Linked DNA regions of Homo sapiens: region 1 is linked to region 2. The links are chromatin loops, found by intact Hi-C in ENCODE. Cell type or tissue: heart right ventricle. All regions are shown on one strand. Links, peaks and the distances in the headings refer to the core of each region. The heading gives the core; the rest is flanking DNA.

What was found. Hi-C counts contacts between places; a loop is a spot of excess contacts. Peaks named below come from ENCODE experiments on the same cell type or tissue, not always from the same donor. Only the 100,000 strongest peaks of a DNase experiment are listed, where the experiment ranks them.
Region 1: a loop joins it to region 2, with 3 times the contacts of the local background. A loop is called at or near these places in 43 of 110 quality-filtered maps.

Annotation. Positions count from the first base shown.
Region 1 is chr19:48,201,489-48,206,834 of GRCh38, reverse strand. LOC124904734 (a long non-coding RNA gene) reads right to left here and starts at 2,674. Exons shown (of 2, transcript XR_007067282.1): 1 at 2,613-2,674. It also overlaps a transcript of CARD8 not described here. RefSeq lists an enhancer at 2,576-2,745. In heart right ventricle, for the core only: no CTCF peak of the experiment used is centred there; a DNase peak (open chromatin) is centred at 2,824; H3K4me3 peaks cover 1,822 bases; H3K27ac peaks cover 1,748 bases.
Region 2 is chr19:48,257,021-48,262,402 of GRCh38, reverse strand. It overlaps CARD8-AS1 (CARD8 antisense RNA 1), which reads right to left. Exons shown (of 2, transcript NR_040599.1): 2 at 4,209-5,382. Among named protein-coding and RNA genes, the nearest start is that of CARD8, 3.8 kb to the right of the region's middle. RefSeq lists a silencer at 2,116-2,296 and an enhancer at 2,269-2,468. In heart right ventricle, for the core only: a CTCF peak has its summit at 2,058 (motif pointing right); DNase peaks (open chromatin) are centred at 2,102 and 2,422; H3K4me3 peaks cover 2,049 bases; H3K27ac peaks cover 2,620 bases.

The DNA.
Region 1 (5,346 bases), core at 1-5,000, 55 kb after region 2:
TGACTGTGAGTTGTTAGGGTTCTTGGTGTGTGGAACAAAGAATTGAACAAAATGCACAAACAAAGCAACAAAAGAGCGGAGTAACGAAAGCACAGATTTATGGAAGTGAAAGTACACTCCAGAGTCGGAGTGGGCTTGAGCAAGTAGCTCAAGAGCCCCTGACTGCAGTGCTCTTTAGAGTTTTCATTAAGCTAAAAGAATTTGGTAACACCCCTAGGTGCCCTTTAGAGGCCTCCAGTTGGTTACACCCTATGAAGGATTGGCCCGTGACCAATCAAGAGGCTGAAGTGGAGACTTCTGTCTTGTTATCACAGGAGTGAGGATGTGGCCTGGATGCTGCCCAATCTTGCCTAGAACTGGCTGCACCTGCTTGTGCCTTAACCCTTGGTTACCCTAAATCCCTGTTATCCAGACTCATTGGGACTGCTCTAGATCTTCACTATCCAATACGGTAGGCGCTTCCTGAAATGTGCTGAGTTTTATTTCATTATAATTAATGTAATGCACCCACATGTGGCTAGCTGCTACTGTTCTATTGAAATGCAACTATACAACTTCCCATAATGTTTCAAAACACCAAACTCTTCTGTAACTCCCCCAGTCTCCCAAAACATCTTATAAAAATCCTAGAACAACTGGCTGGGGGCGATGGCTCACGGCTGTAATCCCAGCACTCTGGGAGGCTGAGGCGGGTGGATCACTTGAGGTTAGGAGTTCGAGACCAGCCTGGCCAACGTGGTGAAACCTCGTCTCTACTGAAAATACAAAAATTAGCCAGGCATGGTGGCGCACACCCGTAATCCCAGCTACTTGGGAGGCTGAGGCAGGAGAATTGCTTGAACTCAGAAGGTGGAGGTTGCAGTGAGCCAAAATTGCACCACTGCACTCCAGCCTGGGTGACAGAGTGAGACTCTGTCTCAAAAAATAAAAATAAAAATCCTATAACAACTGCACAATGCTCAAACGGCCCAATTCCCTACCTTTCCTTTTATACCTTACTACTACTCTCTTGTTGCTCCCATCATGCCTCACTCCCTACTCACATTTCCCAGACGGAGGTTACATGTGATATGGCAGCTGAGAGCCCAGACTCTGGGGCCCGATTGTGTGGGTCCAAATTCTGGTTCTAACACCTCTGGCCAAGTTATTTAACCTCTCTGTGGTGCAGTTTCCTCATCTGTAAAATGGGGGTGTGACAGTAACGCTACCTCATAGGAATGTTGGGATGCCTCAACAGCACTCATGTAAAGCAGAGATGGGTACAAGTAGCTTTATTATATATTATCTGTTTAACAATTGTATATGGGCCAGGCGCAGTGGCTCACGCCTATAATCCCAGCACTTTGGGAGACTGAGGTGGGTGAATCTCTTGAGGTCAGGAGTTCAAGACCAGCCTGGCCAACATGGTGAAACCCCTTCTCTACTAAAATTACAAAAATTAGCCGGGCGTGGTGGTGCGCACCTGTAATCCCAGCTACTCGGGAGGCTGAGGCAGGAGAATCGCTTGAACCCGGGAAGCAGAGGTTGAAATGAGCAGAGATCATGCCACTGCACTCCAGCCTGGGCGACAGCGTAAGACTCCATCTCAAAAACAAGCAAACAATTGTATATGGCCGAAACTTTCCATAATAAAACGTTTTTAAAAATAAGAGTACTTAGCATAGTCTCTGGCACACAGTCAGTGCTGATCTTGGCGTTAGCTTCAACACTCCGACTTTTCCTGACTATCCCCAGCTCCTCCTACAACCCAATTACTCTATAATACCTGTTTCCCCTATAATAACCCACTCTTCACAAACACTTAAATTAACCATAATGAGAGCTGCCAAATAAAATACAGGATGCCCAGCTAAATTTGAATTTCAGATAAACAACAGAGAGTAACTACAATATTATGCATTTTCCGAAATTAGAATTTAACTGGCCATTGCTTTCCCCCTAAATCTGGTAACTCTATCACTAAATGCCTTTGCATACTGAGGAATCCTCAGTGCTTCCTAGAGGCTGCTACTGAGTTGGCCTTCTATAAATAACAACAGAATTAACTTATATAATACCTCAATTCCCTTATAAAACTTCCAGCTTCTCTTTACAGCGCCAGTTCTTCCCAATCGCCTCCCAGTCCCTCCCATAGAGGACAACAGTCCCCTTTTCTTATACCTCCCCTTCTCCATGAAACCCCAATTCCGTCTATAGTCACATCTGTCCTGTTTACCAGTACTGTCAACTGTGCCTGGCTTCCAGCAGGAGCTCTATAATAACTGCAGAATGGCAAAAGAGCTTAATACCCCAATTTTCCCTACTGCTTTGGGAGGCTGAGGCGGGCGGATCCTACTGCGTTTCCACTTCCCCTTGAGCATCCCAAGTATCTAGTAACTTGTCGATTTCAATGATCTCCCCAAATCTCCTTATTACATAGGAATTCACCAAAACACTCCCTGTCCTTGAAAACATCCCATTTCCCCTAATATCACCCCAACTCCCCTTACTGCAGACTGATTCCTCCGGCACACCCTCCATCCCTCCAGTTCCCAGGCTGTTAGTCTAATTTCTCCCGCGAGGTCTCTAATCCCCGTCTCCTTCCACTCCAGGGTTACTGTGGCAACGCCAACCTTTGAATCCCCCTCCTGCGCGCTGAGCGGCTCGTAACCATGGAGACCGAAGCAGGTTTCCCGCGTCCGCCTCCTCACCCAGAGACTGCAGCCCCGGCGCCCAGACCCTTTGGACAAGGAGATCCAAGCGGGCCCCACAATGCTCAGCGGGTAAAGAGCTCCTCCCCACTCCTCTCCCGCCAGCAGACGAAGGAAACACCCCGCAGCCTGCACATGCTCAGATGGAGCTCTGGGCCCGCGGGTTCTACTGCGCAGGCCCTCACACTCAGCAAAGGGACTTGGACGCGAAAGCGCTGGTGGCGCTCAGCCGGCTGGGAGTTGTAGCTTTCTGGCTGCTACAGCAGGAGATACAGGTGGCCAATGGGTGAGCTGGCTGGAGGTAGGAACAAGGTTAAGGAAGCTGGGATCTTCGTGCAGACTGGATCGTCACTATAGCAACAATGAAACATCGGGAAGGGCTAGTTCTGCTAGGCAGTCTGCCATTTTCATTCTTTCATCTTTTTTTTTAACTCAAAGCTTACTTTGCAACAGGCACTGTTCTAGGCACTGGGGATACAATGGAAAACAAAATAGAGCTTCTATTTTGGCGGGAGATCGACTTAATAACTGTGAACACGTGTCACTGGAAAAAGCAGTATGTTAATAAGTAACTGGGCTGCTTTGGGAAAAATGGAAATGCAGGCGATGTTAGAACACTGGTACACACACTAATTCATTCATCCTCACAAAGCCCTATAGACAGGTACTATTATGACCCCTCAACTGTAACATAGGCTGGAAGGTCACATGACAAGGAAGTAGTGGAGCTGGGATTTGAACCCAGGCAGTCTGGCTTCATACTTGATAAGCTTAATCACAATGCCAAAGTGGTAAATAGCTGTGTGGCATAATTTCAGGTAGTGATAAGTGCTGTGAAGGATAAAGCAAAGAAAGGGGCAGGGATGGCTCTTTAGAGAGACTACTTAGGGATGGCTTTCAGGAAGAGGTGGCATTTGAGCAGGGGCCCGAGGGATTGATGTGACTTGTGATAAAAGAAAAACTTCAGACGAATTAAATTTAAAGAAGTTTAATTGGCTAGGCACTGTGGTTCATGCCTGTAATCCCAGCACTTTGGGAGGCCGAGGAGGGCGGATGGCTTCAAGTCAGGAGCTTGAGACCAGCCTGGTCAACATGGCAAAACCCTGTCTCTACTACAAATACAAAAATTAGCTAGGCATGGTGGTGGGCACCTGTAGTCCCAGCTACTCGGGAGGCTGAGGCACAAGAATTGCTTGAACGCAGAAGGTGGAGGTTGTAGTGAGCTGAGATCGCACCACTGTGCTCCAGCCTGTGCAACAGAGCGAGACTCCATCTCTAAATAAATAAATAAATAGAGTTTAATTGAGCAATGAAGGATCCACGAATCAGGTAGCCTCGGGCCAGAGTAGGCTGAAACTCCAGCACAGCCATGTGGTGGAAGATTTATGGACAGAAAAAGGAAAGTGACATACAGAAAACGTAAGTGAGGTACAGAAACAGCTGGATTGATTACAGCTCGGCGTTTGCTGTACACAGTTCGAACAGTTGGCTACATTTGATTGCCCAAAACTCGGTGATTGGCACAAGCGTAGGCCACCTTCTGTTTACACCTCCACTTGTTATAGTTCACGACGTACAGAAAAACCTTCAGGCCGAACTTAAAATATGTAAGGAGGCAGCTTTAGGCTAAACTTGATTTAACACTGTGAGCTATATATGTGGGGCATATAGAGGGTTAAGGTTTACTAACCTTTAGTTTCCTCTTGCCTTCCTGAAGGGCCAAATACTGTAATACGTGCAGTTCCCTCCAATAGGAACGTACTTCTTCATTCTCTTTTCCTGGCAAACACATTCTTCAAGGTCCAGTTCTGTGAAGATCCTTCTGCCTGTTTTTTAAAATTTATTTTTATTTGTTTGTTTATGGTCACATACGTCTCTTCCTGGTCTGGACTCATCCAATCCATTTGTCACAGTAAAGCTTCTGGGGTAGGGGAGGTGGTTATTCTAATGTACATCCAATCAAGCCACTCTCTGTTTAAAACCTTTTGAAGGCTTCCCATACCTCCCAGGATAAAGACTCACCTCATCTTCTATCTTTAAGGGCTTGCGGATTTCACTGTCCAAATCTCTCCCTCTTTCACACTCTGACCCATCTACACTGGCCCATCTTCTCTTTACCTTATGGGCTGAGCTCTTTTCCACCCCAGGGTTCTGTGTGTTATTTGGTGAATCAATTAATGAATTAATTCAGCTTCCCGTCACTAACCAGATAGCCCACATCTAAGAATCTAATGATAAAACAGGCAAGTGGAGAAGTTTTGGATTTGGTTTGCGCTCAATAGCTGTTGTTTGCCTTCCCAGGATCCCTCCTGCCTCCTTTCCTTTCTCTCTTTCTTTTTTTTTTTTTATTTTTTATTTTAAGAGATGGGCATCTCCGGGCGCAGTGGCTCACGCCTGTAATCCCAGCACTTTGGGAGGCCGAGGTGGGCGAATCATGAGGTCAGGAGATCGAGACCATCCTGGCTAACACGGTGAAACCCCGTCTCTACTAAAAAATAGAAAAAATTAGCCGGGTGTGGTGCCGGCCACCTGTAGTCCCAGCTACTCGGGAGGCTGAGGCAGGAGAATGGCGTGAACCCGGGAGGCAGAGCTTGCAGAGAGCCGAGATCGTGCTGCTGCATTCCAGCCTGGGCGACAGAGCGAGACTCCATCTCAA
Region 2 (5,382 bases), core at 126-5,125:
TACGTGTAAAGTGATATCTTATTGTAATTTTTGAAGATTAATTTTTATATAGTGGTAAAAATAGATATTATTAATAGCATTGTAGACACTTTGGATAACAGAAAAGAAAATTAGTGAATTACAAATTGCTCAAAATCCAAACACCCATAAATAATCCATCTTAACTTTTTGACTATTTGGTTTTATTAAATATATTAAAATGGGGTGACCGGGCACGGTGGCTCAGGCCTGTAATCTCAGCATGTTGGGAGGCTGAGGCAGGTGGATAGCCTGAGCCCGGGAGTTCCAGACTTGCCTGGTCAGCATGGCGAAACCCCATCTCTACTAAAAATACAAAAATTAGCCGGGCATGGTGGTGCACGCCTGTAATTCCAGCTACTCCAGAGGCTGAGATAGGAGAATTGCTTGAACCCAGGAGGCGGAGGTTGCAGTGAGCTGAGATCTTGCCACTGCACTCCAGCCTGGGTGACAGAGTGAGACTCTGTCTTCAGAACAAAAAATAAATAAAAAAAATAGTGTAATACTCTGCCTATTTTTTAAAACGAACTATTTGTATCCAAGGAATGCAACTTAATTTTAATAAATCAAATTGTGTTTAACACTCACCATCATACAGCACTCCACTGTCTCACCATCCTCTCTCTGCAATATTGTTTCAAGCATCTTTAAACAGACAAGTAGGTTTACCATTTCTGGTTGCAGGGAACTAGTGGGTGCACCTCTGAATCACCCACAAGTTGATCTTATCCATAGATCAAGTCTTAACACCATCTTGGAACAAAGCCCTACAATTTTGTTTGTGCGATTACAGTGTGTCCAGCATAGTGTGGCCTCAGACTCTGTGCTGTTTATTTAAGATGCTGAAAAAAAATGCGTGACCAGATCAGTTTCCATACTGAGTTGAGCTCTTCACAATTACTATTAGAGATTTACAGATCAAAACAAGAATTCTGGGCAGATACATCAGGCTCTTGCTGTGACATTGCACGTAATTCTGTCAGTAGACAAGGCTAGAGAGGGTATACTTTTATATTATATTACCACATAAAACAAGCTGTAATTATATCTCTGCTACTGAGCAATGCAAAACCAACTCCTAATAAGCACCATATTAAGACTAACAGTAAAGCTGCTGAATGAAATTCACAATTTCTTTTGTGGTAGTTTTTGTTCTTTGTTTGCATCTCACTATTGTTATATAGTCACGTCATTTTGAAGTTCTTCACAACTTAAGAAGAAAGTGTAACAATTGAATTAATTATTCAAAGTTCACTTTGGTTGCAATATTTTGGTTTGTTTTTATTCTGAGGGAACTGGCCATTTAATATTGGAGAGTTCTAAGTTCTTTTTTGTTTTTTTTAGACGGAGTTTCTCTCTTGTTGCCAAGCTGGAGTGCAATGGCGCGATCTCAGGTTCAAGCAATTCTCCCGTCTCAGCCTCCTGAGTAGCTGGGATTACAGGCATGCGCCACCACACCTGGCTAATTTTGTATTTTTAGTAGAGACAGGGTTTCTCCATGTTGCTCAGGCTGGTCTTGAACTCCCGACCTCAGGTGATCTGCCTGCCTTGGCCTCCCAAAGTTCTGGGATTACAGACGTGAGCCATCGTGCCCAGTCTGAGAGTTCTAAGTTCTTAGAAGGTGGTTGTGTTTACCTACTAAAATTTTATTGGTAGCAATAATCATCTAATGGAAATTCAGAGAAGTGATTTTAAAGATTTGAATTCCAAAACCCTATACAAACGTTTTATTTTACCACCAATGAATTTATCTGCAACACCTGAGTTGTGGGGCGGAAAGCCACCCAGGTGCCGAGGCGAGAGACCGAGGGCACGAGCTGTTCCAGTATAATAAAGAAAATATAGAAAATAAGAATAGTTATACTAGATCTAGATCATAGATATGATTATATATGAATATCATTAATCATTAGTTTGTAGCAATTACCCTTTATTCCAATGTTATAATAATCCTCGCTCTACAATCATAACCTAGGAAAAACCAGGCCATACAGAGATAGGAGCTGAAGGGGCACGGTGAGAAGTGACTAGAAGACGAGAGTGCGAGCCTTCTGTCACACCCAGACATGGCCACTAGAGGGCTCCCTGGTCTAGCGGTAATGCCGGCGTCTGGGAAGGCACCTGTTACTTAGCGGACCTTGGTCTAGCGGTAGCGTCAGTGCCTAGAAAAGGCACCCGTTACTTAGTGGGCCAGGAAAGGGAGTCTCTCTTTCCCCGGGGGAGTTAGAGAAGACTCTGCTCCACCGTCTCTTGTGGAAGGCCTGACATCAGTCAGGCCCGCCCGCAGTTATCCGGAGGCCTAACCGGCTCCCTGTGATGCTGTGCTTCAGCGGTCACGCTCCTGTTTCACTTTCATGTTCCACTCTGTACACCTGGCTCCGCCCTCTAGATAGCAGTAGCAGAATTAGTAAAAGTACTAAAAGTCTCTGAAATGCAGAAATAATGGCATAAGCTGTCTCCTCTCTCTCTCCACCAGGGCTGCCAAACAGGGAGGGGCCCCCTGTCCGGTGGAAACGTGACTCATGTGACCTTATCAATCATTAGAGATGACTCACACTCCTTACCCTGCCCCTTTTGCCTTGTATCCAATAAATATCAGCACAGCCAGGCATTCGGGGCCACTGCTGGTCTCCGCATCTTGGTGGTAGTGGTCCCCCGGGCCCAGTTGTCTTTTCTTCTATTTCTCTGTCTTGTGTCTTTATTTCTACGATCTCTCGTCTCCGCACAACGGGAGAAAGACCCACAGACCCTGTAGGGCTGGCCCCTACACTGAATGTCTGTTTATTTATATGCATAATAATCAACTCACATGTTCCAACTGAACAAACCAAATATTTCTATCCAATTTTCAATAAAAATATAAAAATCTACATATTTCATGTGTTTATGTTTGTTATGTCTCTCACAGCCTGCAACAAATTTAATTTAGCTATCCTCTGAACTACAAGCTTCCCTTTGTTGTAACGAACACTTTTCTTTTACTTAAGTATCGTTATTCCAGAGTTAATATAGTATGCATTCAAATTACTTCTTATTTAGTATTATTTTACCTAGTACCATTATATATTTAATTTTTTCTCATGAAGCCAGGCACAGTGGTTTGTGCCTGTAGTCCCAGCTACTCGGGAGGCTGAAGTGAGAGGATCCCTTGAGCCCAGGAGTTTAAGGTCGCAGTGAGCTATGATGGCACCGCTGCATTCCAGTCTGGGCGACAAAGCAATACCTCATTTCAAGAAACAAAATGGAATCTTTTCCTTATAAGAATCTTAAAGAAGGTGTACATTATCTTGGCTAACTTTCTATAGGATTAAGTGGAAGTTATTGAGACTTGGTCTACAGTCTTCTTTTTTTCATGAGTCAAAAAGCATCTCTCACTTTAGTTACACCTGTATTAGGAGAGTTATGATCAATTACAGCAGTTGTAGTTTCTGAGAACTTGGATAAATACAAACCTGAATTACACAGAATTTATGTAAATCCAGATATTCAAAAATGAGAAATAATGTAATATATGACCAAAGTAATATCAAGACAACATACAATTAAATCACTCAACAATTACTGGGAATATGTATCAAGGCAAGAATTGTAAAATTCTACCTGGTACTTCTGAAATGAACAAGGCAATGAGAAATAACAGTTTATCTTGTCTATTACTGAGTATCAATGAAAGCAATAAGGTGAACGGAAAAGTCCATGCAAACTCCATTTTCAGAATAACGAGGAGACAGATAGAATTCACAGATCCACATGTTTCTCACTGGCTGACAAAACTGTGTTAAGTCAGGGTGAAGCATAGCGGAGGAACAGGGAGGAAGTGCAGAGTGAGAAAACATAAAGAAGTCAGGAAGTGCCAGAAGAGTAATTTCCTGTGAGTAAAGCCTCATACTCGGTGATTTATCGATAGAGTTTGAATACAAGAGCTGTGAGGTCTGGGCAGTTGGAGTGGAGGCTGAGCAGGAGATAAATGTGGTAGAGGCGGTGTGGTTGGGAGATCCTTGAAAACAGAGAAATGCCCTAGTATGGCAGAGTACAGAAATACTACAAAAACTCACTTGTAGAAAGAACATTCTGCATATAATCAGGCATGGAACGGTCCCATGCATTCCATAATAATTAAGAAAAAGATATTGGCAGAGCATTGCTTAAAGGCACTGCAAGAAAATAGGTGAGAAGACCAGTAAGTTTTATTTATTTATTTTATTATTTTATTATTTGTTTTCGAGATGAAGAACAATCAAAGGAAAATGATGGACGGAAATTAACAATCATTCTTGGGCGGGGGGAAAAACTCCACCCACAATTCCTAAGTAAAAAGGGTTACACACATTCTCGGCATAATAAGTCTCTCTCAGGCCAAATGTGTTCATGTGAACACTATGAAGGCATTCCAGCTGAGGTCAGGAAAATACCAAGTATGACCTTCCCTATTTAAGTTAAAATATTGGAAGCTTATTCCAAAATATTGGAATAAATTTGAAATACAGTGATTGAATGGAAGGACATTAAATTATAACTCATTAGACATGTTATTTTACTCTATAGACAAACACAACAAATCACCTGAAATAAGCTATAAAAGATAAACCAGTAAGTTAGAGAAATAATCTTTTTTTTTTTTTGAGATGGAGTCTCCCTCTGTTGCTTAGGCCAGAGTGCAGTGGCGCAGTCTTGGCTCACTGCAACCTCTGCTTCCTGAGTTCTAGTGAGTCTCCTCCTCAGCCTCCCAAGTAGCTGGGATTACAGGCATGTGCCACCATGCCTGGCTAATTTTTTTTGTATTTTTAGTAGAGATGGGGTTTCACCATGTTGGACATGCTGGTCTTGAACTCCTGACCTCAGGTGATCTGCCTGCCTCAGGTTCCCAAGTGCTGGGATTATAGGCTTGAGCCATTGCGCCTGGCCAGAAGAATCTTAATGTACAAAAATGAATAGGTTTTTAATACAACAGACTATCCCAATTCCTTGAAAGAAGAAAATACACCCATTAAAACAGAAACTATGGTGCCTAGAATTAAACTGCACAAAAAACTACATGACCCATATAATTTTTTTATGTTGAAATAATTTTAAACATGCAAAATTAGCAAAGATTCATATAAATCCTCAACCAGCCTATCCTGATGTTAGCTATATATATAATTGTATTATATGTATAATAGTTGTTATATATAAAACTGTATATATACATTTATTGTATTATAATCATATATATACATTTATTGTATTATATATAATATACAACTGTATATGTAATTGTAATATAATAATTATATACATAATAGTATATGTAATACAAGTATCCAACCAGGAAATTGATGTCAACGTATCTTACCATTACCTAATGTGCAGACCTTATTTGAA